Linked DNA regions of Homo sapiens: region 2 is linked to region 1. Evidence: chromatin loops called from intact Hi-C (ENCODE). Cell type or tissue: endothelial cell of umbilical vein. All regions are shown on one strand. Each heading gives the region's core, and the rest is flanking DNA. Links, peaks and the distances in the headings are about the cores only.

Evidence for each region. A loop is a pair of places that touch in the nucleus more often than their neighbours do. Peaks named below come from ENCODE experiments on the same cell type or tissue, not always from the same donor. Only the 100,000 strongest peaks of a DNase experiment are listed, where the experiment ranks them.
Region 2: it touches region 1 in a loop (4-fold over the local background); 2 of 110 quality-filtered maps call a loop at or near these places.

Annotation. Positions count from the first base shown.
Region 1 is chr10:122,106,307-122,120,972 of GRCh38, forward strand. The region is part of intron 5 of TACC2 (transforming acidic coiled-coil containing protein 2); the gene reads left to right. Among named protein-coding and RNA genes, the nearest start is that of TACC2, 120 kb to the left of the region's middle. In endothelial cell of umbilical vein, for the core only: CTCF peaks have their summits at 6,480 and 7,115; DNase peaks (open chromatin) are centred at 5,825, 6,515, 7,475, 10,275 and 2 weaker places; H3K4me3 peaks cover 2,271 bases; H3K27ac peaks cover 4,683 bases.
Region 2 is chr10:122,176,995-122,191,660 of GRCh38, forward strand. The region is part of intron 7 of TACC2 (transforming acidic coiled-coil containing protein 2); the gene reads left to right. Among named protein-coding and RNA genes, the nearest start is that of BTBD16, 87 kb to the right of the region's middle. RefSeq lists enhancers at 1,728-2,265, 3,342-3,879. In endothelial cell of umbilical vein, for the core only: no CTCF peak of the experiment used is centred there; a DNase peak (open chromatin) is centred at 6,467; H3K27ac peaks cover 1,774 bases.

The DNA of each region.
Region 1 (14,666 bases), core at 2,900-10,899:
TCCACTTACTGATTGATGAGCATTTGGGCTAATTTCACATTTTTTCAGTTCCATATGGGCACTCAGAGGGTGATTGCAGATGCTGGTGGGTATTTGAACCATTAATGGTTATTTCTGTGTCAGGCAAATTGAGCACAGGTTTCTAGCCTGGCTTCTCATTTCTATGTGGCTTTCCACTTCTCAGCAAAAGCAAAGTATTGTTGCTACAACATAATTTTAAAGGAAGCTGCAAATGCATAGCAAAGCATTATTTGGTGGACAGGGCCACAGTTACTTCCTAGGCACTGATTTGCCTTTTGTATTCTGCAGGACTCCTTTGGCAAATGATGATGTGCTTTGTGGTCTTTCATTCCTTTCTGAAGCCTTAGGTTTAGTATCTACCATATGAGTGCTTCTCAGCACCACAGTTGACAGCCCTTTGAAGATGCTTTTGGCTACAAGTAACAGACCACCCAATACAAGAAAGCTTCAACAATCATAGGTTTATCATTGCACCAGCAGGAAGTCCAAGGTTGTGTAATTCATTAGTTCAGCGACATCATTGAGGAAAGACCCAGGCCCTTTTCATTTTCCTCTCTACCCACATTCAGTGTGTGGCCAGATGCTCCCCTCATCGTTTCAAGCTGGCTGCAGCAGCTCCAGGCACTGCGCCCTCGCATGACAATGTCAAGAGGCAGGAAGACCCCTGATGGTCAGGAGCCATGCTGTCTTGTGTCTCTTCCAAAGAGTGAGAAAACTATCTCCAGAAGGCCTGCTGATTTTCTCTTCTGTTTCATTGGCCAAGGGTGTGTAACAGGACCATGCCTAACCCAATTATTTAAACAAAAGTAAGGAAACAAGGAGGAAGAACAGCAGTTTTGAAAGCAACCAATAATGCTGGCCATAAAACTTCGATTCAATTTCTCCAAGTGTGCTCTGAAAAGCATCTCCATCAGAATTATCTACAGGCTGGGTGCGGTGGCTCATGCTTCTAATCCCAGCACTTTGGGAGGCCGAGGCGCGTGGATCACTTGAGGTCACACGTCTAATCCCAGCACTTTGGGAGGCCGAGGCAGGTGGATCACTTGAGGTCAGGAGTTCGAGACCAGCCTGGCCAACATGGTGAAACCCCGTCTCTACTAAAAATACAAAAATTAGCCAGGTGTGGTGTCAGGTGCCTGTAATCCCAGCTACTTGGGAGGCTGAGAAAGGAGAATCGCTTGAACCTGGGAGGCGGAGGTTGCAGTGAGCCCAGATCACACTGTTGCACTCCACCCTGGGTGAGAAAATGAGAAGATTCTGTCTCAAACAAACAAAATAATAATAATAATTTTTTAAAAAAGAATTATTTAAAATATGCTTGCTAGAATGCACATTTCTTTTTTAAAACATATATATATATATATTTCAATAGGTTTTTGGGGAGCAGGTGGTGTTTGGTTACATGCATAAGTTCTTTAGTGGTGATTTCTGAGATTTTGGTGCCCCTGCCACCTAAGCAGTGTACACCGTACCCAGTGTGTAGTCTATATCCCTCACCCCCCTCCCACCCTTTCCCCCAAGACCCCAAAGTCCATTATATATATATATATATATTTTTTTTTTCTTTTTTCTTTTTTTTTTTTTGAGACGGAGTCTCACTGTTGCCCAGACTGGAGTGCAGTGGTGCGATCTTGGCTCACTGCAAGCTCCGCCTCCTGGGTTCACGCCATTCTCCCTCCTCAGCCTCCCGAGTAGCTGGGACTACAGGCACCCACCACCACGCCCGGCTAATTTTTTGTATTTTTAGTAGAGATGGGGTTTCACCATGTTAGCCAGGATGGTCTCGATCTCCTGACCTCGTGATCCACCCGCCTCAGCCTCCCAAAGTGCTGAGATTACAGGCGTGAGCCACTGTGCCCGGCCAATTATATAATTCTTATGCCTTTGTGTCCACATAGCTTAGCTCCCACTTATGAATGAGAACATACAATGTTTTGTTTTTCATTTCTGAGTTACTTCACTTAGAATAATGGTCTCCAATTCCATCCATGTTGCTGCAAATGCCATTATTTTATTCCTTTTTATGGCTGAGTAGTATTCCATGCGCGCGCGCTCTCTCTTTCTCTCTCTCTCTATGTGTGTGTGTGTATATATATATGTGTATGTCATATTTTCTTTTTTTTTTTTTTTTTTTTGAGATGGAGTTCTAGTCTTGTCACCCAGGGTGGAGTGCAATGGTGCGATCTTGGCTCACTGCAACCTCTGCCTCCCAGGTTCAAGTGATTCTCCTACCTCAGCCTCCTGAGTAGCTGGGATTACAGGCACGTGCCACCATGCCCAGCTAATTTTTGTATGTTTAGTAGAGACGAGGTTTCACCATGTTGGCCAGGATGTTCTCAATCTCTTGACTCATGATCCACCTGCTTCGGCCTCCCAAAGTGCTGGGATTACAGGTGTGAGCCATCGCCCGGTCTTCTTTTTTTCTTTTCTTGAGTCTCGCTGCGTCACCAGGCTGGAGTGCAATGGTGCGATCCCGGCTCACTGCAGCCTCTGCCTCCCGGGTTCAAGTGATTCTCCTACCTCAGCCTCCCGAGTAGCTGCGATTATAGGCACGCGCCACCACGCCTGGCTAATTTTTTGTATTTTTAGTAGAGATGGGGTTTCACCACGTTGGCCAGGTTGGTCTCAAACTCCTGACCTCGTGATCCGCCCACCTCGGCCTCCCAGAGTGCTGGGATTACAGGCATGAGCCATGGCGCCTGGCCTACATTTTCTTTATCCACTTGTTAATTGATGGGCATTTGAGCTGGTTTCATATTTTTTCAGTTGCAAATTGTGCTGCTGTAAACATGCATGTACAAGTATCTTTTTTCATGTAATGACTTCTTTTCCTCTGGGTAGATAGCCAGGAGTGGGATTGCTGGATCGAATGGTAGATCTTCTTTAAGGAGTCTCTACACTGTTTTGTATAGTGGTTGTACTGGTTTACATTCAAAGTGTTCCCTTTTCATCTTATCCACACAAGCATCTATTATTTTTTAATTTTTTGAGAGTACATTCTTGCAGGAATGAGGTGGTTTTGATTTGCATTTCCCTGATAAAATGCACATTTCTGAACCCCTTTCCTGACGTACTGAATCAGAATGCCCGGGAGCCAGGCCCAGGAATTTGCATTTTAACATTAACCCGGTGAGTCTTATTGGCACTGAGTTTCAGTCCCACAGCCTGGGGTTCGTGGTTGTCTCCTATTGATATTTTCATGTCATAGATGTCCCTTCAGCAATGCTAGTCCTGTTGAGCAGAGGCTGGGGGCCCAAGAAGAATGAAGACTTTGACTTCAGAAATTCCCTTTCCAGCTCTTGCCTTTAGAGATTCAGACAGAAATATTAACTGATGCAGTGATGCTATCTGGCATTTGCTTCAAAACAATCTGGGTAGCAGAGGGAAAGTGGGATTGTGGATAAAATGGAATTAGCCATAATTTGATCATGTTGGATCTGGGTGTTATACATAGGGTGCCTTATCCGGTTCTCTCCACTTAAGTTTTTTAAAGTCTGCATTCCAGGGGCTTGCTCTGTCGCTATGCCGCCTTTGACCCTGGGTAAGTCCATCTCCTTCTTTGGGTTTCAGCATAAGTTCTCTATAAAATTAGTGTGTTTTCACATTTTCTTTTTTTCCCCTTCCCTCCGAATGAACCTCTTCTCCAAACAAAATCTTATGTAGAACTTAAAGATATGACAAAAGTCAAACAGCTCTCTTTGCAGGTGCTATGGATGCCTTTAAGATAACTCCAGAAACCCTAGGACTCTGCAGAAGATAGTTTAGCAGCTACTGTACTAGGGCCTTGCTGTAAACACATATATAGACCACCCTGATGCAGAACCATAGCCTGGTACTCAGGCAAAAAGAATCCTTGGGAAGTAAAGATTCAGCCATGGATGCAATTTCTAAGGCACGTGTTGCTGCCTGCAAGTCAGTCTTCAGTAGATTCCAGGTATCCCAAGACCGCACAAGCCTGCATCTTTCCTCCTCTGTACCATTACTGCATTGTTACCCTGACTTGGAGCAGGAGGGGATGGCAGTGCACATTTACTGTAGCTCTAGGTTCACTATCCAGGCAAGATTTCTGGTCGTGGCTAGGATCAGAGATGTGTGGGTTGGCCGAGAGTTTCTGATATCGACGTATTTCTGTCGTGTGGCAGGATTTGAGGCTCAGTACTGTATGATATTAGGAGCCCCTGACTTCATCTTCTAATGAGTTGGTCCTACATGGGACTATGGCTGTGTCCGAATGCTGGCTGCCCAAGACCACTGCACTGCCTGAGTTCAGTCATTCCTCACAGAGGTGCCGAGGTCAGCCTTCCTCGACCAGAGTGGTTCTCCTGCAGTGAATGACCTTAGACTCTGGAGATGTGAATGAAATCCTAGCTATCTTCTTAAAATCCTTCAAAGAAGGGATTAAGTCACAGTAATAACCAGGTACCTACTGCATTAGTTTCCTGTGATTGCCATAATAAATTACCACAAAACTAGTAATTTTGGCTTAAGACAACACAAATTTATTTTACTAGGAGCTGTGTAGGTGAAATGTCTAACATGGGTCTCACTGAGGTAAAATCAAGGTTTCGGTAGTGTTGTGTTCCTTTCTGGAAGCCCTCGAGGAAAAATCCACATTCGTGCTTTTTCCAGCTTCTAGAAGCCACTCACATTCCCTGGCTCGTGGTCCCTTCCTTCATCTTCAAAGTCAGCATCTTCTAATCTCTCGCTCACTGTGCTTCCATAGCCACATCTCTTTCTCTGACTCTCTTCTTCCTCCTCCTTCCAATTAAAGGACCTTCATGATGACATTGGGTCCACCTGGATACTCCAGGATAGCCTCCCTACTTTAAAGTCAGGTGATTAGCAACTTTAATTCCATCTACAACCTTCATTCCCCTTGTCATGTAACTTAACATATTCACAACTCCAGGGATGAAGATGTGGCCATCTTGCCGGGGCCTTCCTTTTGCCAACCATACAGACCTACCAGTAGATTTCGAAACAGAGTGGCACCTTCCTCTGTCTTGAAGGATGTGCATCTGTCAACTGGGAGGGGCTGTTTCACATGAACGGGATGGCACCTCAAGTTCATCTTAGCTCGTTGCCCAGTTGAGGTGCTGGAGCTTACATGGTGGTGAGTGGTGTATGTTTTTACCACAAATGGATATGACCCACAGGGCACAAGAACCTTTTGTTTTTGTTTGAGACGGAGTCTCGCTCTGTCGCCAGGCTGGAGTGCGGTGGTGCAACCTCGGCTCACTGCAACCTCCGACTCCCTGGTTTAAGCTATTCTCCTGCCTCAGCCTCCCGAGTAGCTGGGATTACAGGCACACACCATCATGCCCAGCTATTTTTTTTTTTGTATTTTTAGTAGAGACGGGGTTTCACCATGTTGGCCAGGATGGTCTCAATCTCCTGACCTCGTGATCTGTCCACCTCGGCCTCCCAAAGTGCTGGGATTATAGGGCACAAGAACCTTGAAGACTGGGCATTTCCATTCTCTCTTCACCGACAGCAGATGGTATACATTTAAACTAGCCTATTTGGGTCTCAGTTATCATACTTGTAAAATGGACACATTAATACGATACGAGGAAACCTGTGATAAGCATGTGAACAAGGAATCTATTTAAGTTTCCATAAAAAATGTGACTCTTAGAAGCACTGCGTTATTTAAAAAACAATATTTTCGCAGAAGGCAGTAACAGTCTATTTCTTTATTCTACAGAGAATCCTCATTAGGGGCTCGTAAGATCTGTTTCTTTAAGAGGAGGAAAGGAAGTGCTGAGTAATTTCTGAGTCTCATGCCCTTTGGTCCCTGAGTATATAATCTATAGCAGTGCTTTCTGTGACACTAAAAATGGGAAGCCTGCTGTCTATATATAGTCACGGGCTCTTCATGATTGGGGCCTAGCTGCAGAAATTTCTAGAGAAAAGGTGATATGCCATGGTGTTGGCAGGTAAGCACCACTTCTGGGTGTGAGGTCCATGTCAGTGAAGGAGTTAGTTAGGCCCTTAAAGGAAAACAGACCTCACATGCCAATAGATACATAACTCCTAGAAATATGGCAGCTGGAATTGGTTTGGATTTAGCCTCTGCCGACTTCAGAGTGTGCAACAGCCAAATAGAACGCACGTCAAGTTTTGCAAACTGTCCAGCACAGCCCGCGCTGTTTCTGTGGTTAAGCGCCATTAATACCACACAGGTGAAGAAAAAAGGGCCGGAATTTGGCTCCAGGAACAAGCGAGGCACCATTTCACCCCCAGCTTCTTTCTGAGGCTCCTGGGTAGCCTCAGGCGGGCAACGGCCCCGCAGAGGAAGCGCGGGCCGCCTGGCCGGTACTTGACCTTCCCAGTCCGTTCTCACGCCACAGCCTTCCCGGCGTTGCCATGCGTAGTGGGAAGGCCGTGGACAAACTAAGAACAGTAACAAGTTGTCATGACTCAGAGACTCCTGGAAGTCTGCAGCGCCTCCAGGAGCAGCGGCCGGGCTGTGCGTCCATCGGTCCGTGCGTCTCTCGCCTGCCGCTCTGCGGCCGCGGGCCCCTCGGTGCGTCTGGGCGCGCCCGGCCCCGCGCATTCCTGGCCGGGGAGGAGAGCGCGGCGGGCGCCCTGCGCGAGCAGCTGGCCGAGCGCTGCCCCGGGTCGGAGAGCCCAGAGCTGGGGGAGGAGCCTGGCCCGGCAGCCGCCGCTCGCCCAGTCATTGGCCTTTTGTGCTGCAACTTTTCCCGAGCCTTTCGGGGAGCCACGCCGGCCCTGCGCCGTTGTCCCGGGAAACTTTGCGTCCCAGGGCCGCACCGGACCGTGGTGACCCCACGCGCCGCGCCGCCACCGGGCTCGGAAAACCCAGCGCCCCCGGGCTCTTTGGCAGTTGCGACTCCGAACGAAGGCGGCTCCGTGCGGGCCATCCCCTATCTCCCCGGGCGGGTAAGTGCCGGGGCCACGGGCGGGCGGCCGGGGTCAGAAGATGGGCGCCCGAAGGACCTTGGCCCCCAGACAAAGGCGTACTGGAAGTGGCCAAAGCTCATTTCGGCTTTCCCCGGCAGGGACTGGCCGAGGGTGGAAAAGTGGCTAACTGCACATTCGGTCCCCTGCTGGCAGAGGAGTGTGGCTGCGGGGAAACCGCGGGCCCCAGAGTGTCTGCCCAGGAGCCTGGTTCCCTTGAGTGGGAGCGCGGGGGTCAAAGCCCGTGGTTCGGGGCGCGCGCCAGTGGCTGGGATTCCCGCTCGCGGTTGGGGTCCCCGCGCGTGGTTGTGGTTGGCGCCCGTGACCAGGCTCCCTGCCAGGGTTGGGGTCCCGCCCTTGGGGGCCTCCGCGCCTTCCCACCGGGCTCTTTCCCAGCTCGTGTGGTCCTACTGGGTCGCGTGGGGGCATCCCCGGCGGGCCACGACGGCGCGTGGACTAGCCATAAAACTCTGCGCTGGATTTCCTCCGAGTTTGGGACTTTTAAATTCTCGAATAGTTACGTCAGCAGGGCCGAGCGCACTTCGGGGATCCGGCGCAACACGTGACCCGCCCGAGCGTCCCCTCCGCGTCCTTGGCTCCCGCCGCAGAGTGCGCCTCTGCCTCGGGGTGTCCTCGAAATCCAGTGTCGGGGCGCTGGGATTTGCTGCCCAGGCTCCGAGCGCCGAATACACCACGCTGTGGCCAGGTGTCCTCTTCAATCCTGGTCTTTTCTTAAAATGGCTTCATCATCATCACTGTTACTGTTGTTGCTATCTTCAGGCTCTGTCAAATGCTGGGACAGGAGAATGTGATAGCGGGTTGAAATACAGCTGAAATAGACATTGTGGAGGGGAAATGGAAGCGGGGCCTAAGGAGGGGCGGCTGGAGAGGATGGGGGGCCCTCGTGTCACAGGACGTGGGACATTGAGGATCCTAGGGCAGTTTCCTGTGCTATGCCAGAGGAAGGTGCGGCTCTGTTACCGGAGAGAACTCTCCCCATTCTTACTTCTCTGATTCCTTATTGAGGCCACATTTTAAAAGCCGTTTCCATGATATCTGGAAATGACTTTTTTTCCGGGACTGTGACGTGAGGCAGTGTTTGGTCTGTGAGATGCACGTGCAGATTAACAGTTGAATCTTAAGCAGTGTTTTTAGGGTTGACAGTTGATGGAACTTAGAGGAAGGGTTTTGTTGAAAATTGCACAGTGAGTTCCCTCCCGGAGCAGCTGGCTTTCCCTTCTCAGGCCAGGCGGGAGGGCCTCCTGAGAATGGGACCAGTTGAGCCAGGCGGGTGAGTGGATTCCCACGGGGCTCTTTCTCACAGGCTCTGCCTGGGACTAATTCTCCGGGAAGGAAATCGGAGCAGCAAATAGGCCAGCAGCCACCCTCCTTGTGCAAATGCCACAGCAACTCAGCTACCCAGAGTCACTAGTCTCTCATCAAAAGTTACATCCCAAGCCTCAGAAGTGTGATCATGGAATATGACCTGCTTGTATTATAGTTATTCATATACCGGTGTTATGGAACTGCCTTATGGAAATCTTCAGGTCAAATGCTGCCGCCTCTGTGGAACCTAGACAGGATTAGCCCCTTGTCTCTCCGTTCCAGCCGTCCTCTTTTCTCTCTTAAAAAAATAATGTTCAAGAAACGTGCTTGAACATTTAAAATATTTTAGCAAGAAGGAAAGTTAAAGATCAAGGTTTCGTTTTACAGATACGAAAAGAGAGACTCAAAGAAGTCCAGGGTCTTGGCCAGGGCCACACATCAAGGTAGGACTCCAACCCCAGACCGCAGACACTTGCCCTGGTGTTCTCTGCGCCAAGTCCTGCGGCCTCGTTGGTTTTATTCGGCTTTGTATCCTGGTTATTTGTGTTTGATGCTTTTATGGAGACAGACACTGCTTGAGGAAGGATATGTCTGGTTCACAATGCCACGCCACAAGAGTAACACAGAGCCTGGGAGGTAGATGGTGGTTGAATTGAATGACACAGCCCCCACCTTCAAGGAGGTAGGTAGGTGAGTGTGTGTGTGTGTGTGTGTGTGTGTGTGTGTGTGTGTGTGTGTGTGTGAGATACCTGAGCATGCACATATGGGGCAGGCTTTGTGGTGAAGGATAATGCCCCAGGAGGGGATGTCTGGAAATGTGGGAGGATATTTTTGGTTGTTCCAGTGACTAGGGAGGGAACTGCTATTAGGAGGATATTTTTGGTTGTCCCAGTGACTGGGGAGGATGCTATTGGCGTCTAGTGGGGGAGGGCTAGGGTCACTCTCATGTGAGAGTCCTGCACAGCAGAGAATTGCCTCACCCCAATGCCAATAGCATCTCAATAGAGGATGCTGCCAGGCTTTGAGGAATCATGAGAGACAGTTCTAATTGGGAGGATGAAAGAAAGGGTCTCTGGGCTTGCCCAGCTCTGGGCTGTAAGCGTAGATGAGACTGGAAGAGAATGAGGGCTTGATGGGGAGCACCTGTGTGTGTGTATGTGCATATGTGTACATGCATGTGTGGGTGTATTTTTTTTTTTCAGGACTTGGTTCCATAGCCAAAAGCGAAGCGTTCTTGGATTTACTGTAGCTGGGGTTTAGCAGGTCCTTGCAACTTTTGCACAGATGATCAGGAGGTGGTTTAGGAAGCTGGCAATAAAATCAGTAACTAGTGCTGGCTAGAGGAGCATAGAGATGGCTGCAGGGCTGGGTGCCCTCATTTATCCCCTTGTGACCAAGGTCTGTGAAATCCATTTTGGTGGCTAGCTGTGTTTTTTTTCTGCCTCTCCCCTATTGAGGTCGCAGTCCTTGGTTCATAACCCCAGTAATCATGTTCACATCAACTCCCTGCGATGACAGAACATGTTGAGGATTATGAAATCATTCAGGAGAAACGAGAGGCCTGAGAAGGAAGACCCAGGGAAACCAAAGTTTGCAGAGCAATGCATCTGAAAAACAGAGGAGCAAGTGAAATTCTCCAGGGAATGTAGAGCAGCCGACCCTTTGTAATGGAGGTGTCATTTCAGATGTGTTGAGTGTCAGCTCTGTCCCCATCCCTCTGTCCGCTATCCACAGTGTTATAGAGTTTCAGTCTGTCACTTTGCAAGTGTATTCATGGCTGCTAATTGAGATAAAGCAAAGTCCCCAAGACTTATTTTCCTTAGGTTGGGGAAGGGCAGTATTGAGAAAGCCCAGAATTTATAGACAAAGATCCTATATTGGAGTTCTTGCCCTACCCCTTACCAGCTGTGTGACCTTGAGCAAGTCGTGACGTTGTGAACTGTCTGAGTCACCTTCCTTCTCGTGGATGGTGGGGCCGCTTATCCCTGCCCACCTGGCTCTCGAAGCTGGGGAGGCCAGTGAAGTCATGCACATGAATATACTTGATAAACAAACTGTAAAGGGCTGTGCAAATGGAAAGTCAGTGGTGTTCATATTTTTCATCTGGTTATGATTAAAAGTACTGATTTAGGGGAGCTCAATTTCCTAACACCTGCTGTAGCCTGTGTGCATTAGTGTTGTTTTTAAATGCAAACCAGGAGACATACTATGAAACGCAGTTCTTCCTTATTTAGAAGCTGTGTATTGACTCTGCCGTCCATGAGCTGGTTGTCTCGGCTTCCTTTTTGTTCATCCTACCTTGCTTTGCCACTCTCCTTTCTTTCTTTTTTTTTTTTGAGACCGTCTTGCTGCATGAGTGAGTGAGTGCAAAGCCCTTCACACAACACCTGGCAAACAGAAGTGCTCACAATGTGAGTGGCCCTTATGACTGCTATTATCATTAATACTTTTATTGTAATGATTTAAATTTGTTACAGTATTTCATATATATTCAAATTTTGCCACCAGCAGCAAAATCAGCATGCTCACAACATTAAATCAAGTCCCTCAAATCTCAGGGCCGCAGTTTCTCCTCTGCTCCTGGGAGAGGTCAACCTCTCTGGTCTTAGAAATCTTTTTTTTTTTTTTTTTTCTTTGAGACAGAGTCTCGCTCTGTCACCAGGCTGGAGTGCAGTGGCGTGATCTCGGCCCACTGCAACCTCTGCCTCCTGGGTTCAAGTGATTCTCCTGCCTCAGCTCCACAGCAGCTGGGACTACAGGTGTGCACCACCATGCCCGGCTAATTTTTTGTATTTTTAGTAGAGACGGGGATTTGCCATGTTTCCCAGGCTGGTCTCGAACTCCTGCTGTCAAGTTATCTGCCCAGCTCGGCCTCCCAAAATGCTGGGATTACAGGTGTGAGCCACCGCACCCAGCTGCCACCCTCTCTTTTAATTGTTCATTTATATTTTGCCTAGAAAATAAGTACAAACACACGAATATGGGGCTCTTGTTAGGTCTGCTGACCTGGGGAGAAATAAATGGAAAGAGAAAGCAGCTGCCCCATTGGCTCATCTCAGGTTATTTACAGTCCCGCTAATTCTTGTCATTCTGTGGTTGTGTCCACGCTTGGTCCTCTGAGGTCCAGGAGCTATTCTAGTGTCTGCATCATTTAGAATAGAAGGCTCCTGGCTAGCATTCTTGCACTGAAGCTCCTTGAGGGCATGGGGGGTTGGTTTCATATCATGACTGTTCCCCCAGTGGGGCACATTCTAAATTGACAAGAGACAGTAAGCAGCTAGGCCATATGGCCATCAATAGGATCTTTTTTCTTCCTCCTTTTATACCCAGGACACCCCTCCCTCCATCCCTTGGGCTTGCTGTGGCTCCTACTTTCTGGCTCCCTGCTTCACACAGAACAGGAAAAGATTGAACATTACCTTTGTTTTTCTCTTTTTCTTTTTTTTTTTTTTTTGAGATGGAGTCTTACTCTGTTGTCCGGGCTGGAGTGCAGTGGTGCCATCTCAGCTCACGGCAACCCCTGCTTCCCCGGGTTCAAACTGTTCTCCTGCTTCAGCCTCCCAAGTAGCTGGGACTACAGGCATGTGCCACCATGCCCGGCTAATTTTTGTATTTTTAGTAGAGTTGGAGTTTCACCATGTTGGCTGGGCTGGTCTTGAACTCCTGACCTCAGGCCATCCGGCCGCCTCGGCCTCCCAAAGTGCTGGGATTACAGGTGTGAGCCACCGCGCCCAGCCTGGACGTTACCTTTCTTACCTTGACTGAAACTGGTTCATCCCAGCAACTTAGCTGGCCCAGGACTCTGCATTCTGGAACTCCCAGGTTGTCTTGTGGTCAGCCGTGTGCCAAGGTCTCTCTCTGACGGCTAACAACCCCTGCGTCATTGCTCTCTGCATCCTCAGTACCTTGTATTGTGTTTGGCAGAACAGATTTTCGTCAGTTCTTGTTGAATCAGTTAATGAATCGTCTCCTCTCTTGAACTATAGGCTCTAAGGCTTTGCTTTTTGTTCAGGGTCTAGACCTGGTTGCATTGCAGGGAGAGGAAATGGAGGTAATTTTGCTGCTTGTGTGGTTTTGGAATCAGGGAAAATCTGTAACTCTGCTAAGATGCTGAGGACTGAGTGACATTTTTTTAAACACCAACTAAAATTTTGCCTCATCTATATAAGAATACTGGTGGCATTTGTTGAGACTTCAGTTTGTTGTTTGTGGGCTGAGTGGCCTGTTCTCAGCCTGAAAAAGTTAGAGAGGAAGCTGATTGTGGCCTGAATTAAGTGTTAGCTAGACAGATCTGGTGGCAGAGGCTATTAATATCATTCTGTTAGTGCTATTTTCCATGAACCCATACTGTGTATTGAGGACCTGTAGTGAGATGATGCTATGCTTTACATGTTTTTTAAATTGTGATTAAACAAACCACATAAGATGTACCATCATAACCATTTTTAAGTGTACAGTTTGGTGGTAAGTATATTCATATTATTGTGAAACATCTCCAGAACTTACTCATCTTGCCAATCTGAACGACTGTATCCATTAAACAACAATTTCCCTTCTTCCCTTCTCTCCCCAGACCCTGGTAACACTATTAGACTTTCTATTTCTACATATATTTTTTCCTCTTATTTCTTTTAACAGTCTTTCAAGTAATGCATTTATCTCCATTTTACAGGTTCAGAAACTGAAGCTCAAAGAGGTTAATGAACTTGCCTAGGGCTTATAAATGGCGAGTAAGTGGCAGAGCTGGATTCAGGCTCAGATCTATGTCCAGAGTCTGTGCTCTTTGTACTATACTTGCTGCCCCTGCCCACCTAAGCCCCTGGACCCTCCATGTGATTTCTGTGCCCAGTGTTCTGGTGAGTCAGCGCACCTGTGGATTTGGTGCACTGGCTTTGGGCATCCTCAGCTGAGATCTTGATCCCAGAGGGGCTGGTCCGTTCAGCTGGCTTTGTGCTGTTTTGATCAGGAGGACAGCTACACTTTCACTCACCTGACTGTATAGCTTCTCCCAGCATCTGGCTGAGTTTATTTGTCATCTTTTGAGAAGAACATCAGGCTGGGTATCGTGGCTCACTCCTGTAATCCCAGCATGTTGGGAGGCCAAGACGGGTGGATCACCAAAGGTCAGGAGTTCAAGACCAGCCTGGCCAACATGGCAAAACCCTGTTCCTACTGAAAATATAAATGTTAGCTGGACTGGGTGTGGTGGTATGCACCCGTCATCTCAGCTACTCGGGAGGCTGACGCAGGAGAATTGCTTAAACCCGGGAGGCAGAGGTTGCAGTGAGTCAAGATCGCGCTGCTGTACTCTGGCCTGGGCAACAGAGTGAGACTCCTTCTCAAAAGAAAAAAAAAAAAAAGAAAAAGAAAAAAAGGAAGAACATTGGCTGCCGGCTCCCTGCCTTGTCCTCCCGGAGTAATTTCCTCTCCTTTGAGCTTGCCGTAAAATTCGGTCCTTGGGCTCATTAATCCCAAAGGATGCGGAAACAACAGTAGTCCAATTTTAAGAGGTGATTAAATTGTGTATGAGGAGAAGGTTCCCCCTCCGTCCTGCAACTCGCCCGTCCTCACAGTAAGGTCTCCTGGGGAGCTGGAGCTGTGAGTCAGCAGGTCACCCCCTGCCTCCCGTCCTTAACTCCCAACCAGAAGCTGCCCTGCTCCCCCGCCTGGCCTAGGGGTTGGGCCAACGTGGGCACTGCTCACAGCCTCCTCCAAGCTGACCTTTCTCAGCCAGGAGACCCTGGGTTTCAGATCAGAAAATTGTTTGGGCTGGAGGGTACCCTAGAGAGAATAGTCGAAACCCTCATTAGGTGGAAGAGGCACCCGCAGCCCTGGGAGGGGAAGGGTCTTATGCCCCCACCCCCTGGTGGTTAGAGCCACCGCGGGTGCCCTGGCTGGTTGCGCACACCCTCTTCCTAGGGAGGCAGCACCCACTTGGCTCTCAGCACGCCACTCCCTCTTTGTCGCACATCATGAGTCGACGCTGCTCTGAGGCTGTAGGGTCCTTCGCTGAGAGAGTCAGAGCAGCTGGGATGGAGCTCAGCCTCGTGCGGCCTTGGGGAGAGGGACTTTCTGCTGTCACATTGCTCACAGTGATGAAGGGCCTGCATAGAGCCTGGCGCATGCTAGGTGCTCATAAACATTGATTCCCTTCACTTGTTGCCACCTGTATTCATTCTTTCTTTCTTTCTTTTTTTTTTTGAGACGGAGTCCTGCTCTGTCGTCCAGGCTGGAGTGCAGTGGCGCGATCTCAGCTCAGCTCACTGCAACCTCCGCTTCCCGGGTTCAAGTGATTCTCCTGCCTCAGCCTCCCGAGTAGCTGGATTATAGATGCGTGCCACCATGCCCAGCTAATTTTTGCATTTTTTGGTACAGAGGGGGTTTCGCCTTGTTGG
Region 2 (14,666 bases), core at 3,095-11,094, 71 kb after region 1:
GCCCATAAAATCTCTTGGTACATCACAGTTGCCTGGAGCAGCCCCAGTCCTGATAGAGATACTTTACTAATGTAGATTTTCTTGATGGATATCATTGTGTTTTACAAAAGGGCAGCTTTTCAGAGCCACTCCTGTGTCTGCAGTTTCTCAGAATAACCAGCCCCAAATATGACAAGTATAGTTTGGGGTGGTATATTCTGGCCTCCTACAGTTGCATTTTGGGGTGGTATTGTCCCGAGCCCCAACACAGAAAAGGAGGGCAGTAGGAATTTAAGAATTTCAGATAAAGCATTCTCATTTTGGAAGGAGCAGTGGAGGGAGGCTGGAACAGAGAGAAAGTCAACTGCATTTGGAAGATGCAGTTTGAAAAACAATGAGATGTTTGTGCACAGGGCCTTTTAAAAATTATAATGATGGGAGGATGGAGTTGCAGGGATGATGGCATGAACCTATAATCCCAGCTGCTTGGGAGGCTGAGGCAGGAGGGTCACTTGAGCCCAGGAGTTCAAGGCTACAGGGCACAATGATTGCACCTGTGAATAGCCACTGCATTCCAGCCTGGGTAACATAGTGAGACCTGTCTCTAAAATAATAAAATGATGGCCCAGGGAGTGGATGGCTCAGAGGTGAAAGGTTTTCTGAGCAGCAGGAGAATGAAGCTGGGGAGGAGATAAGGCCCAAGCCTCTGGGGCCATGATCTGTGATCGCAAACAAACAGGATTATTCTGTCGCAGAAAGAATTGGGAGTGTGGATTTCAGAGGTGTACAGGGGCGAAACTTGGGAATGGCCCTTCCAGAACTGCCATGGTCCCTGCTAGAAGCTCCAGATCCTGGGTAGAACAACATGCCCCAGATTCACTGAGGAGGTGAAGGAGCAGCATTTCATGCCTCTGAGAGGCCCCTGAACCCTGGATTTACCCTGGGTTCAGGTGTCAGTAAGCAAGTCTGCCAAGATCGAAGATGGACAACATTTAATATACAATGATAGGATAGCTGAGCTCACCTCTGGATATCTTAGACTTTTTGGGCTGCTACAACAAAATCCCATAAATTGAGTGGCTTATAAATAACATAAATTTATTTCTAACAGTTTTGGAGGCTGGGAAGTCTTAGATGAAGTTAGATTTGGCTTATGGCGAAAGCCTGCTTTCTGGCTCATAGCACCTTCTTGCTGTGTCCTTGCATGGTGGCAGGAGTGAGGGGTCTCTGTACGGCCTCTTTTATAAGGGTTTTTTTCTTTCTTTCTTTTTTTTTTTTTTTTGAGACAGTCTTGCTCTTGTCGCCTAGGCTGGAGTGCAGTGTCGTGATCTTTGTTCACTGCAACCTCCACCTCCCAGGTCCAAGCGATTCTCCTGCTTCAGCCTCCCTAGTATCTGGGATCACAGGCACACACCACCACACGTGGCTAAGTTTTGTATTTTTAGTAGAGGCAAGGTTTCCTCATGTTGGTCAGGCTGCTCTCAAACTCCCGACCTCAGGTGATCTGCCCTCCTAGACCTCCCAAAGTGCTGGGATTACAGGCATGAGCCACCGCGCCCTGCCAGTTCTTCGTTATTTCTGATGTTTGATCAGCGCATCCTGTGCTGAGTTAAGAAAACAGGATAAAGGGTCAGGCGCAGTGGCTCACGCCTGTAATCCCAGCACTTTGAGAGGCCAAGGCAGGTGGATCACTTAAGGCCAGGAATTTGGGACCAGTCTGGCCAACATGGTGAAACCTCGTCTCTACTAAAATTACAAAAAATCAGCCATGGGGTTGTGCGCCTGTAGTCCCAGCTACTCGGAGGCTGAGGTGGGAGGATCACCTGAGCCTTAAAGTTTGAGGCTGCAGTGAGTGGTGATCAGGCCACTGCACTCCAGGCTGGGCAGAGTGAGACCCTGTCTCAACAAAACAAAACACAGGATAAACCCCTACTGTTTTTAAAGCAATTTACATTACAATTCCAAGTGAAACCAGAAGCATGACTTTTAAGTAGCAGGAACATTGAGATAATGGAAAACTTGGAGCCTTTGAGAAAACAAAGCACAAAGCTGCTCTTGAACACCTTGCCATGAAAGTAACAAAACGCTGAAGCATGTTTATAAGTCAGGGCTGAAAATCATGATGAAGAGGAAAAGCCAGGTGACTGCTGTCAGTTTCAATACCTTATCCTGTTTCTTTTATCATGAAATTGAGTAGTTCGTCAGCAAGAAGGTCAGGTCTGAGCATCTATTTAAACTCTTAACCTTGAGACTGTGATGCTTATGTGATGTGGGAAATTGTATCTGCTCATTAGAGCTCTGATATGTAATTGAAATCTGAGATTACTTATCTGCCTTGTCGTATTTAAACCACTGATTATGGCTCTGACATTTTTGTTACTCTTCAATCAACCAGTATATAAAGGATTCAGAATCTCTTGGAATTAAGAAAAAGCTATTATCTTCCTGGTATCAATTATAGCGCAAGTAAAAAGCAATGCCTTTTTTAGCCAAAACTTTGCAAAAGTACATGCTGGGATCTCAGATCTTTCCTTGATGCCCTTCACTTTAACCCCTACTTTTATGTGTGACACAAACCCGGCCACTTCTCACCTTGGAGGCGAGCAAGCTCCATACCCTTCTTCCACTCCTGCTCCTGCTGCTGTTGTTACAGCTGTCAGAATGGCCTTCTAAAAACAACTCAGGGGCCAGGCCTGGGGGCTCATGCCTGTAACCCCAACACTTTAGGAAGCCGAGGCAGGAGGATCACTTGAGCCCAGAAGTTTGAGACCAGCCTGGGAAACATTGGGAGCCCTTGTTTCTACAAAAAATGTTTTTAAAAAATTAGCAGACGTGGTGGCTTACACCTGTAGTCCCAGTTATTTGGGAGGCTGAGGCGACAGGATCACTTGAGCTCAGTAGTTTGAGACCAGCCTGGGTAGCATAGGGAGCCACCATCTCTACAAAAAATAAAAAAAAAATATAGCCGGGAGTGGTGGCGTGTATCCATGGTCCCAGTTACTCAGGAGGCTGAGGTTCAGAGGATCGCTTGAGCCCAAGAGGTCGAGGCTGCAGTGAGCCATGATTGCGCCACTGCACTCCAGCCTGGGCAACAGAGTGAGACGGTGTCTCCAAAAAAACAGGCGAGTCCTTTCCCCGTGTAACCCTCAGTGGCTTTCAGACTCCTCATGGGTCTCAGCGAGGCCAGGTCATTGTCATTGTTACCTGCTTCTTGGGTCTCCTGGCAAACTTTCTCCTCGTTGCCTGCTTTGTTTTCTTAAATGGCCTGAAGCCCATTCCTTGAACCTGCCACCCTCCTTCCCCCTCCCACCTCAGGGCTCTTCATCTTTTTGTTCTCCCTGCCTGAAACTTTCTTCCCCCCAGTTCTTTTTTTTTTTTTTTGGGTTAATAGTCTGGCTTTGTCGCCCAGGCTGGAGTGCAGTGGCGCAATTTCAGCTCACTGCAAGCTCCGCTTCCCAGGTTCACGCCATTCTCCTGCCTCAGCCTCCCGAGTAGCTGGGACTACAGGCGCCCGCCACCACACCCGGCTAATTTTTTTGTGTTTTTGGTAGAAACGAGGTTTCACCATGTTAGCCAGGATGGTCTCGATCTCCTGACCTTGTGATCCACCTGCCTCGGCGTCCCGAAGTGCTGGGATTACAGGCATGAGCCACCGCACCCGGCCTCTTCCCTCGAGTTCTAATGACTGACTCTTTTTTCACTCTTCATGTCTCAGCTTTGAGAAGCCTCCCTTCCCAGGGAGTGCAAGAGGAATAACTTATTTTATTTTTTATTTTTTTTGAGACGGAGTCTCGCTCTGTTGCCGAGGCTGGATGGAGTGCAATGGCGCAGTCTCGGCTCACTGCAAACCTCTGCCTCCCAGGCTCAAGCGATTCTCCTGCCTCAGCCTCTCCTGCCTCAGCTGGGATTACAGGCACGCGCCCCCATGTCCACCTAATTTTTATATTTTTAGTAGAGACAGGGTTTCACCATGTTGCCCAGGCTGGTCTTGAACTCCTGACCTCAGGTGATCCACCCACCTCAGCCTCCCAAAGTGCTGGGATTACAGGCATGAGCCACCGCGCCCGGCCAAGAGGGAGAAATTTTAAGGCATCCTAGAGCCTAGAACAAACAATGCCAGCCAGCCCTTCTTCTGTTTGGCTGATTACAGTTTCTCTCTTGAGTGGCTGTGAATTAATTCAGTAAATATTCAAGTGAAATTTATTGCTTAGTTTTACAATTCCTCGCCCACAGCCACTTTAGCAGTATGTGTCTGTGTGTGCATGTTGGAGGGGGCATTGTTGGATGTGTGGGAAGAGCAAGAAAATCACATTCTTTTTGCATCGCTCTGTAAACTCATGAATCATTGGTACAGCTGTCCCCTGGCTACTGGGAGCATGGCCGTGCTTTATGTTTCTTTATTGTGTTAAGGTGAAAGATGCAATAATTTTGGTGGTAGAATTTTAACACTTTGAGGACTGGAGCCAGTAAATACCTTCTAAGTGCCTGGGATTGTGCAAGGTGCTTTACAAATATAAACTCAGCTCTGAAAGCAACCCATCTACTACCTACTGTTGCCCATTGCATAGACAAAGAAACTGAGGTCCAGGGATGTTAAGTAACCTGTCCAAAGTTACTCACCTCTCATGAATTTGGAACCAGATCAGTTGATGCTCATATTTGATGGCTGTGGTGCTGTTTTCTCCTACAAGATGTCAGAATCGTGTAATTCGTATATTAAGTGCTTTAATTTAGACTTTATCATTTCAGAATTTTTAATAAGTGGGTTAAAGAGTGAGTTGAGGATGCTGCATTATGTATGAGAGAACAGTGTGAAAACATCGGAAGCAGGAAAAGCACATTTTCAAGGCATTGAACAATACTTATTCCCTACAATTAGTGTGCTGTTTACCAGCTATTCTTTTTCTTTTTTTTATCATGTAAAGAGGTTAGAAGAAAGGAACAAAAGATTTAAGTCTTCCTTCCTCGTGATTGTACTGCTTTATTGCACTGCTTGCAGACTGCAGTAGAAAATAAGCTTTTAAGACTTTCTAGATTTTCAGGCTTTCTACTAAGCTGTTGTAGCTTCTCCATCCCACATCTGGGTTTGCTCACTTTATTTCTATGTGCCAAATCATGATTGAGACTCGTTGAGACACACAGTAGACCACAGGTTGCCATATTTAGCAGAGCAGGGAAAGAACTCTGGAGAGTTTGCCTTTTTGATTAGGGAGAAACGCTGTGGGAGGTATTTGTTGAGCAGCTACTCTGGGCAGGACCCTGAGAACTATCAATTTTTGGATGCGTGAAATAGACCAAACATGAAACCTGCTCTGGACGCAGGTTCTCTCTGAATCAGGCAAAGCTTCAGGCCTCTGAAGGCCTCATTCAGGAGCATGTTATCCATGGCAGGGAGGGTGTGATGCCTGATTAAAATTCCAGCTGCTTGGCTCCCACCAGGAGCTCACCACGATTTCTGAGTTGCTTGGGATTTAGCCAACTGGTTTGCAAACTGCATGTAAGGTGTGTCTGTGTTTGTTAAAAACAATGACTTCTCAGCAGGACTCAGTAATGGGTTTCCACGGAGAGAAACATTACCAAGAGATGAATGCAGGGGCGTGATTGTCCTGTGCACTAAGAGCCTTCAAATCCTTTCCCCATATTTGCAAGGTGTTGAAGTACCGCTTTTAAGGCAAAACTAAATGACGAGTTATAAAGTCAAAACACGTGAGCTTTAATTATTGCTGGAATAAGCGGGATTCTCATCAGCAGGGCAGCTTCCAGATGTGCTTTTCTTCATTTTGACTAGATAGGGAGAAGAGTGAGGGGGCATGGCGTGGAGAAAGAAAGGTAGATATACAAGAGGCGGAGACTCAGGCGCAGGTAGAGTCAGAGGCAGGTTCAAAGACACACAGAGACACATAGGTGAAGATACATTCGATGTAAACAGCTTAGGAGCCAGGTCGGGCCTGGTGGCTTCTAAGCTCATATCTGTAATCCTGGCTCTTTCGGAGGCCAAGGTGGGTGGATCGCTTGAGGCCAGGAGTTCGAGACCAGCCTGGCCAAGATGGCGAAACCCCATCTCTACCAAAAATACAAAAAGTTAGATGGGCGTGGTGGCACGTGCCTGTAATCCCAGCTAGTCGGGTGGCTGAGGGATGAGAATCACTTGAACCTGGGAGGCAGAGGTTGCAGTGAGCCAAGATTGCGCCACTGCACTCCAGCCTGGGTAACAGAGTGAGACTCTGTCTCAAAAAAAACAAAAAAACAAACAAAAAAAACAACAGGGGGTGGGGGCTTAGGAGCCAGGATTCTAAGGCCATACCTGCTCCTGCTCTGAATCCTGTGGCCTCCTGTTTGCAAGAGTCCACCCTGAGATTAGTCATCCTCTCAGTCTCCCGTTGGCTCTATGATGGTGTTGCCCTTTGCCCAGGATGTGAGTAATGAGAGTAACAGAATTCAGGGTTGACCTGACTTTCCTGCAGAGGTCTGGGAAGACCTCCATGTGACAGCCTTCCCATGTCACTCCCTGCGGGTTCCAAGAATCTCAGGCCTTTGCAGCTGGGATGGCATGGCATAGACATGTGAGACACCCCCTCCTTGTTTGTATGAGCGAAAGGGCCAAAAGAATAGGGTGGAGGTCCTGGCTGGCTGCCCCCGTGGGCTGCTATGGATCTAGATGCAGAAACTCTGCTGATTCGTTCCCCTGGAGGAGAGGTTGCTCTGGGAAACTGCAGCTGCCAAACCTACTGGAGACTGATTTGCAAATAAGGACTCCAGCCTGTTCACATACAGGAGCCTCCGTGAGTGGGGAGGGCAGTTGGGTCAGGCTGAGGCTCAGAAGACACGTATGCCTGTCTTGGCTCTGCCCTTGCCCCTGAGTGGTTCTGAGCTCTCAGGCAAGATGCTGAACCGCTTGGCTCCAAGTTCTCATCCTCAGAACCCAGGAGGACTTGAGCATCTTGAGAGTGGGAGCTTATCTGTCTGGTTCACCAGCCCAGGTGCCCGCAGGTGATGGGGAATAAATAGGTCCTTCTGAAACCGTGAATAGTCAGGGAATGATACCCATGTGCCTCTCCTGTTGTAAGGATCAGTCATGAGGAAGCTCTGAGGGACGGTAACATGTCAGCTGAGGTGAGCGGCCGTGGGGTTATTCCCATTCCTGACACTTCGCAGCCCCTGGCTGAGGCACCCCCATCCTGGTCCTTGGGTACCTGCCTGAGAAACCACACTTGGAATCGGAAGGACACTTGGTGAGTGTGGAACATCAGCCTCCGATGCAGAATGGATGTGTCTTGCTGGCTGGGGGAGCACTTGGAGGGGGTCCCCGAGGCACCCCTGATAATACAGCCTGGGGGTGGGGGGGTGCCCTGGTGGGTGTGTCTTCCCTGGCCAGTGCAGAGGGGGACAGCTACATTTTTGTCACTCCTCTGTTTCTTCCAAACTCCTTGTTGGCTCCTTCCCTTAATCCATGTTGCCCTGGACAAAATCCAGCTAACCGGATCCCAGCTGGGTTCCGTGTATTGTATCCAGGACCTGGATGAGATTTGGAAGAACTTGCTGAGCACATCTGGGGAGACCCCTGCGTCCCCAGCAGTGTGGCTGAGCTCTGCCTTGTTGGGGCCTGCATCCTCCCTTGTACGAAGGCAACCTTGTTGCTGGTACCCGTGTTTAAATATCTTTTTCTGACTTACATAAACAGCACCTATGTGTTGCTTTTATGTGTGTGTGTCTGTACATAGACATCTGTGTACGTGAATATACATATGTATTTAGGTATCTTTGTGTAAGTTTATATATAATTATCTGAAATAAGCTCATATTATATACACATTTCTTAATTTGCTGGGTTTTTTTTCCTACTTATCACCTAACTGGGAGTTATCCTGATTGTACATGCAATCCCACTCACCTTCGTTAACAGCCATTATGTTACTGAGGGGTGATAGCGATGGGGGGTCTGTCCCCTGCCAGGTGCTTGGGGAAGCTCTAGTGGTTGGCCAGAGCTGACTGCTCTTTGATTTCTTGCATCTTCTTTATGGTTTTTCCGTCTCCTCTGTCACTTATTCTTTTTTTTTTTTTTTTTTTTTTTTAGTAGAGCTGGGATCTCATCATGTGGCTCAGGCTGATCTGGAACTCCTGGGCTCAAGCAATCCTCCTGCCTCGGCCTCCCAAAGTGCCGGGATTACAGGAGTGAGCCACTGTGCCTGGCCTATCACATACTCTTTTCTTTCTTTTTTTTTTTTTTTGAGATGGAGTTTTGAGTTTTGCTCTTGTTGTCCAGGCTAGAGTGCAATGGCGCGATCTTGGCTCACTACAACCTCCGCCTCCTGGGTTCATTCAGGTGATTCCCCTGCCTCAGCCTCCTGAGTAGCTGGGATTACAGGCACATGCCACCATGCCCAGCTACTTTTTGTATTTTTAGTAGAGATGGGGTTTCTCCATGTTGGCCAGGCTGGTCTCGAACTCCTGACCTCTAGCGGTCCACCCGCCTCAGCCTCCCAAAGTCCTGGGATTGCAGGCATGAGCCACCGCACCTGGCCATACTCTTTATCAGTGCTATCTATGTGCCTGCCTCCAACATTACCCTGCCCCTTCTCATTTAATTTGGATTCTGAAACCAGATACCAAACCTATTAGACTAGACTGTAAGAGAAGGCTAAGTGTGTTTTTTCAGAGAAGACCAGGTGGAGCTTTTTATTGAGTAATGTGCAGGATCCTTTAGTGCAAGCTCTGTGTCACATGACTTGGTTGAACAGAAATGTTTGTGTTTTCTGGGGTCCTGGTTGTGTTTCAGATGGGTAAGGGGGTACTGGTTTGCTTGTTAAGTGGCTTGTGAATAGGTAGGATGTTACTGTAATTCTCCTCTCTAGAGAAAATACAAGGACTTTAATGACAACTTGTTGAAAGCTCCTTCTGTGTCTTTTTGAATTCAGTTTTATATTCTTTTCTTATTAGTATTCATAAGTAACTCATTTTCCTTTCTTCCTTTTTTGAGGTGGAATTTCGCTCTTGTTGCCCAGGCCGGAGTGCAGTGGTGTGATCTCGGCTCACCTCAACCTCCACCTCCTGGGCAAGCTATTCTCCCGCCTCAGCCTCCCGAGTAGCTGGGATTACAGGTGCCCACCAGTACGCCTGGCTAATTTTTGTATTTTTAGTAGAGACAGGGTTTTGTCATGTTGGCCTGGCTGGTCTCAAACTCCTGACTTCAGGTGATCCACCCGCCTTGGCCTCCCAAAGTGCTGGGATTACAGGTGTGAGCCACCACGCCTGGCCAAGTAACTCAGTTTCTATTATATTTTTTAAGAATCTCACTTTAGTGGTCAGGCCCAGTAGCTCATGCCTATAATCCCAGCATTTTGGGAGACCGAGGCAGGAGGGTCGTTTGAGACCAGCAGGGTGTAGTGGCACACAGCTGTGGTCCCAGCTTACTCGGGAGGCTGAGGCAGGAGGATCTCGTGAGCCCAAGAGTTTGAGGTTACAGTGAGCTGTGACTGTGCCACCGTACTCCAGTCTAGGTGACGAGCAAGACTCAGTCTCTGGGGGGATAAAATGAGTTTATTTATTTATTTATTTTTTGAAACAGAGTCTTGCTCTGTCACCCAGGCTGGAGTGCAGTGGCATGATCTCTGCTCACTGCAACCTCTGCCTCTGGGTTTAAGTAATTCTCCTGCCTCAGCCTCCTGAGTAGCTGGAATTACAGGTGCCCGCCACCATACCTGGCTAATTTTTATATTTTTAGTAGAGATGGGGTTTCACCATGTTGGCCAGGCTGGCCTCGAACTCCTGGCCTCAAGTGATCTGCCCACCGTGGCCTCCCAAAGTCCTGGGATTGCAGGCATGTGACACCGCCCCCGGCCAAACCTGAGTTTTAAGATTCCAATTTAAGTTAATCAAGGAGTTTAGCTACAAAGAGATTTTGGGGAGATCTGTGTGCGAAGGCAAGGAAACCAAAAGGGTGGTCCGAGGCTCTTTTTTCTTTATTTCTCCTGACACTTGATTCAGTCTGGCCTTTCTCCAGGAAGGCGTAGCAGGATCTAGTTACAAATCGGTGAAATCATGAGCCCAGGGTGTGGGGGCCGGCTTAGTGTCACTCTGCGCTTCCTGCAGTGGGCCCTCAGCCACTAGAAAGTCACTTCTCTTTTGCGAGGAACCTGGTATTGTCACAAATAAGCCAATTTCAAAACTAAGTATGTTTGTGTTGGGGAGTGAGGAGTGAGTTTCAGCAGACACATGTATGCACACCCACATGGGCACAGTGCCACACTGAGCCCCCTTCATTCTGGAAGCAGTCCCTTGGCCCTGGACCTGGTTGTGTGCCCCTTGAGGGGAGGATGAAGTTGACCTCAGCACTACCCGGAGCTCGCCCTTTCTTCGGTACACTCTGGTGTCCACAGGTGGCCTGGCTTAGCACCAGCCACAGTTTGTTCCTGGCCTCCAGGGTCTCTTTCCTGTCCAGCTCAGCAGCTTTGACCAAGTAAAATAGAGGACTTGGTCTGCTTGCTAGCAGAATTACATTTCCCCAAATTTCTTTTCTTTCTTTCTTTTTTTTTTCTGAGACAGAGTCTCGCTCTGTCGCCCAGACTGGAGTGCAGTGGTGTGACCTTGGCTCACTGCAATCTCTGCCTCCCAGGTTCAAGTGATTCTCATGCCTCAGCCCCGTGAGTAGCTGGAATTACAGGCGCCTGCCACCACGCCCAGCTAATTTTTGTAGTTTTAGTAGAGACAGGGTTTCTCCACCTTGGCCAGGCTGGTCTGGAACTCCTGATCTCAGGTAATTCGTCCCACCTCGGGCTTCCAAAGTGCTGGGATTATAGGTGTGAGCCGCGGTGCCCAGCCCTTATTTCCCCAAATTTCTAATGCTTGGAGGCCAAGGGCAGATCAGAGCTGCAATAATAATGGGGAGGCATTATCCTTATGGTCATTAATATCCCCATTTATGTGACAGTCCCAGGGCCTGGGAGGTCAGGTGTCTTGCCTAAGGTCATGTGCTTGTCAAGGGGAGCTGGGAGGCATCCTGTAGTAGACTATGGTTGTTTGTGGACTGCTTGCCCTCCCTTCCACATCCTGCCTGCCTTTTGGGGAAGTCTGTCTCCCCATTCTGTTGAGTCTCAGCAGGTTGCTCCTTTGTTAAGGTTCCCTACCCTCTTCCAGCCAAGAGACCCAAGAGGAGCCAAGTAGATACTCCCTCCCTGGAAGTTAAACCGTGAGCTGAGATCCAGAAAATGGTTGGAGGACTGAAGTGCCCTCATTTCTGTCTCTTCAGATGTGGTTCCTTAGCCTCCTTGGGTTTTCAGTAAATCCCATTCTTGCTTTAGTTTATTTATTTATTTATTTATTTTTTTGAGATAGAGTCTCGCCCTATCATCCAGGCTGGAGTGCAGTGGTGTGATCTTGGCTCACTACAACCTCTGCCTCCCGGGTTCAAACAATTCTCTTGCCTCGGCCTCCCAAGTAGCTGGGACTACAGGCATGCGCCACCACGCCTGGCTAATCTTTGTATTTTTCTTTTTTTTTAGTAGAGATGGGTTTCACCATATTGGCCAGGCTGGTCTTGAACTCCTGACCTCAGGTCATCTGCCTGCCTTGGCCTCCCAAAGTGCTGGGATTACAGGCATGAGCCACGGTGCCTGACCATGCTTTAGTTTAAATTCAGAATTGGGTTCCTGTTTCTTGCAACTGTATTCAATTAACACCTGGCCATAACCCAGGCATGGGACTCCTCAATCTGCAGTGCTCTTTCCACTTGGTCATGCTGCTGCTATAACCTAGCGATGGTCAGGACGGCGATGGCCAGCGCCCCGGGAACCCCAGTAACATCACAACATAGCCACGAAGTGATAGCTACTTGATTCTGAAAATAGGACCTGCTGGGAATCTCGGGGTAAATGTGTTGTCATCTGCTTTGATTTTTCGCGAGGCAGCCGTAGGTGTCAGCCTGGAAAATTCTAGCAGCCTGGCTTGCCAGAGCTAGCTTGGTGTTTGTTCATGGAAGGCAGTACCTGGCTGGCTGCTTCTCAGTCACCTGACCGTCCAAGATGGGTCTTGGCATTTGCTTGTGTTGAAATCATGTTCTTATTTAGCTAAATATTGATACAACAGAGCAATTCCTTTTGTATATGCAGGATGGATGAATTGAAGTGAAAGATCAGTTTGTCAGCCCTTAAAAAAAATGACCGGTCTGATCATACTGTTTTATGCCAGCGAGGTGTGTGTGTGTGCAGAGATTGGGGAGGGGAAAGCTTTTATTGGCAAGACTATCTGAAGGTCTCATTCAGCGGAATATTTTGTTGAATAGAATCTAGCATGCGCAGTTTCAAAAATATCCATTTACTCACAGAGTCCTCAAACCCTTACACAAGATGAAGAGATGAATGAGACTGTCTGATCTGTCGCCGAGGGCTCAGTTTTGTTTCTGGAAGGTCTCCCTCTCTCTTCAGGGATGGCAGCTGCTCTTTCAGCCTGGACAATGCTGGCTGGCTTTCCCCGACCAGGGCTTTTGTCCAGAGCTGTTGCTTTTACCTGGGCTTGGTCTTCAAGGGAAAAAGAGGTGGGAGGAGGAGGGGAGCTCAGAAGAAGGAAGCCCCTGTCTTTGGCCTGCACTGTGTTCTTTCACTCTGAGGAGTGGTCCCAAGACCCTCCCTCCAGTTCCCAGATCACTTTCATGTTGGGAGCTGCAAAGTGGAATTCTAAGGAATTGACCTGGATTCGAATATGGAAGTATCCTCTTCCCCTTAAGCAATGCTCAAGAAGGAATTGTTTCTTGATAATCAGGTAACATTCAAATGTTATATAAACTTTAGATTTCCAGGATGAGTGTTGTATTTAGAGCAAAGGCTCTTGTTTGGAGGCAGTGCTCCATGAAGGTAGGCCTGGTTCTATGGAATTTCCAGCTCTAGCTGTCATGAATGGGCTGGTTACCTTGGGCGAGCCACTTTAGCTCTCTGGGCTTTAGCTGGGATAAGTGTGTTGGAATAGGATATGATCTCTAAATTTTCTTCCAACTTCCAAGATTTTATGGCCTTTGCAATTTATTATTTCAAGCCCTTAAATTATCTCCAGTAAAACTTGAGCAAATGTAACCATTTAATGATATACTGGGAACCATATCTATAGTACCTCTTTATTACAAGATGCTTATGTTTTAGTTAGAGATATACTCACATGTTCACATATGGGTGTATATATGTGTGTATGTGTATATTATGTATGTGTGTGGATGCTGATCTTAAACTATTTTGTTGTCGTAGTTCATAGAAGTAAAAACCTGAAAATATTTAAACCAGATCACAAATACAGGGAAATAGGCTCTTAGGGTCTGCATTTTCCAGCTACCTGACTCTTGCTTTGGGGCCAATTTCCACGCCCTTCTTTCACACGGTGTGTCAGCTGTGGAGGTGTTTAATTCAGCATTGTGTGGAGCAGAGCTTTTCCGACTGTGCTCTGTGGGACTCTAGAGACCAAGAAAGTACTTGAAAAAACGTTTTTAAGCCGAACTAGTACACAGTCGAGGAGCTCGGCAGGGTCCTGTTTTCGTGGCCAGCACAGTCTGTCCCCACCTGGGGTTACGTTGTTCCCTCTTTCCTGCTTGGTTGTACACACCGCACTGTGTGCTATTGGATACCATTAGCACATTGATTGCCTGGTACGGATAGATTAATTCGGTTGGTACAGCTGGTTGACCCTCCTGCCCTGTCTGCCTTATTAAAAATTATTGCATGAACACAGGACAGGCCGTTAAAAATCAGGGGCTGTTTGTGATGACTCATGGGTGCATCTCAGGACTCTTCCCAGTGATGTGCAGCGGGGGGAGAAACCAACGGGCATCCGGCTACCTCATGTCTCCAGCCCCCAGTGTCAGGTTTTTGAGTTCCTCCAAACAACTTAATTGCTCTCGATGATGGACCTTATACAAGCATATTGTAAATTGCTATTACATTACATATCGTAAAATGCTATTACAAGCATATTGTAAATTGAGCTTGCTGAAAATGTTTGGAAGCCACAGATGTAGCGAAAAGGGCACAGATTTTAGAGACAGGCAGTTCTGGATTTGAGACTTAGCTTCCATCATTTAGTAACCATACGGCCTCTGGCAAAGGAATTTGCACCTCTAATGCCTAATTGTCTCATCTGTAAAATGGGCCTGCTGTCTGGCAGCCAGGACCCTTTTTTTTTTTTAAGAGTCGAGGTCTCGCTCTGTCATTCAGTCTGGAGTATAGTTGTGCGATCATAGCTTGCTGCAGTCTCAAACTCCTGGACGAAGCGATCCTCCTGAGTCTGCCTCCACGTAGCTGGGATTACAAGTGTGCACCACGATACCTGGCTAGGCAGGACGTTTCTGAAGACCTTAGATGTGTGTACAGTGGGCCTACTCCTGTGCCCGACACATAACAGTATATTCAACAAATGCTGGTAATTATCATGCTTTTCATGCTGAGAATTAAAGTGTTACAAGCCAGGGGTGTCCAATCTTTTGGCTTCCCTGGGCCACATTGGAACAAGAAGAATTGTCTTGGGCCACACATAAAATACACTAACACTAATGATAGCTGATGAGCTGGAAAAAAAAAATCACAACAAAATCTCATAGTGTTTTAAGAAAATTTACGAATTTATGTTGGGCCGCATTCAAAGCTGTCCTGGGCCGCATGCAGCCCATAGGCCGTGGGTTGGACAAGGTTGGTTTACACTATAGAAATATAGAT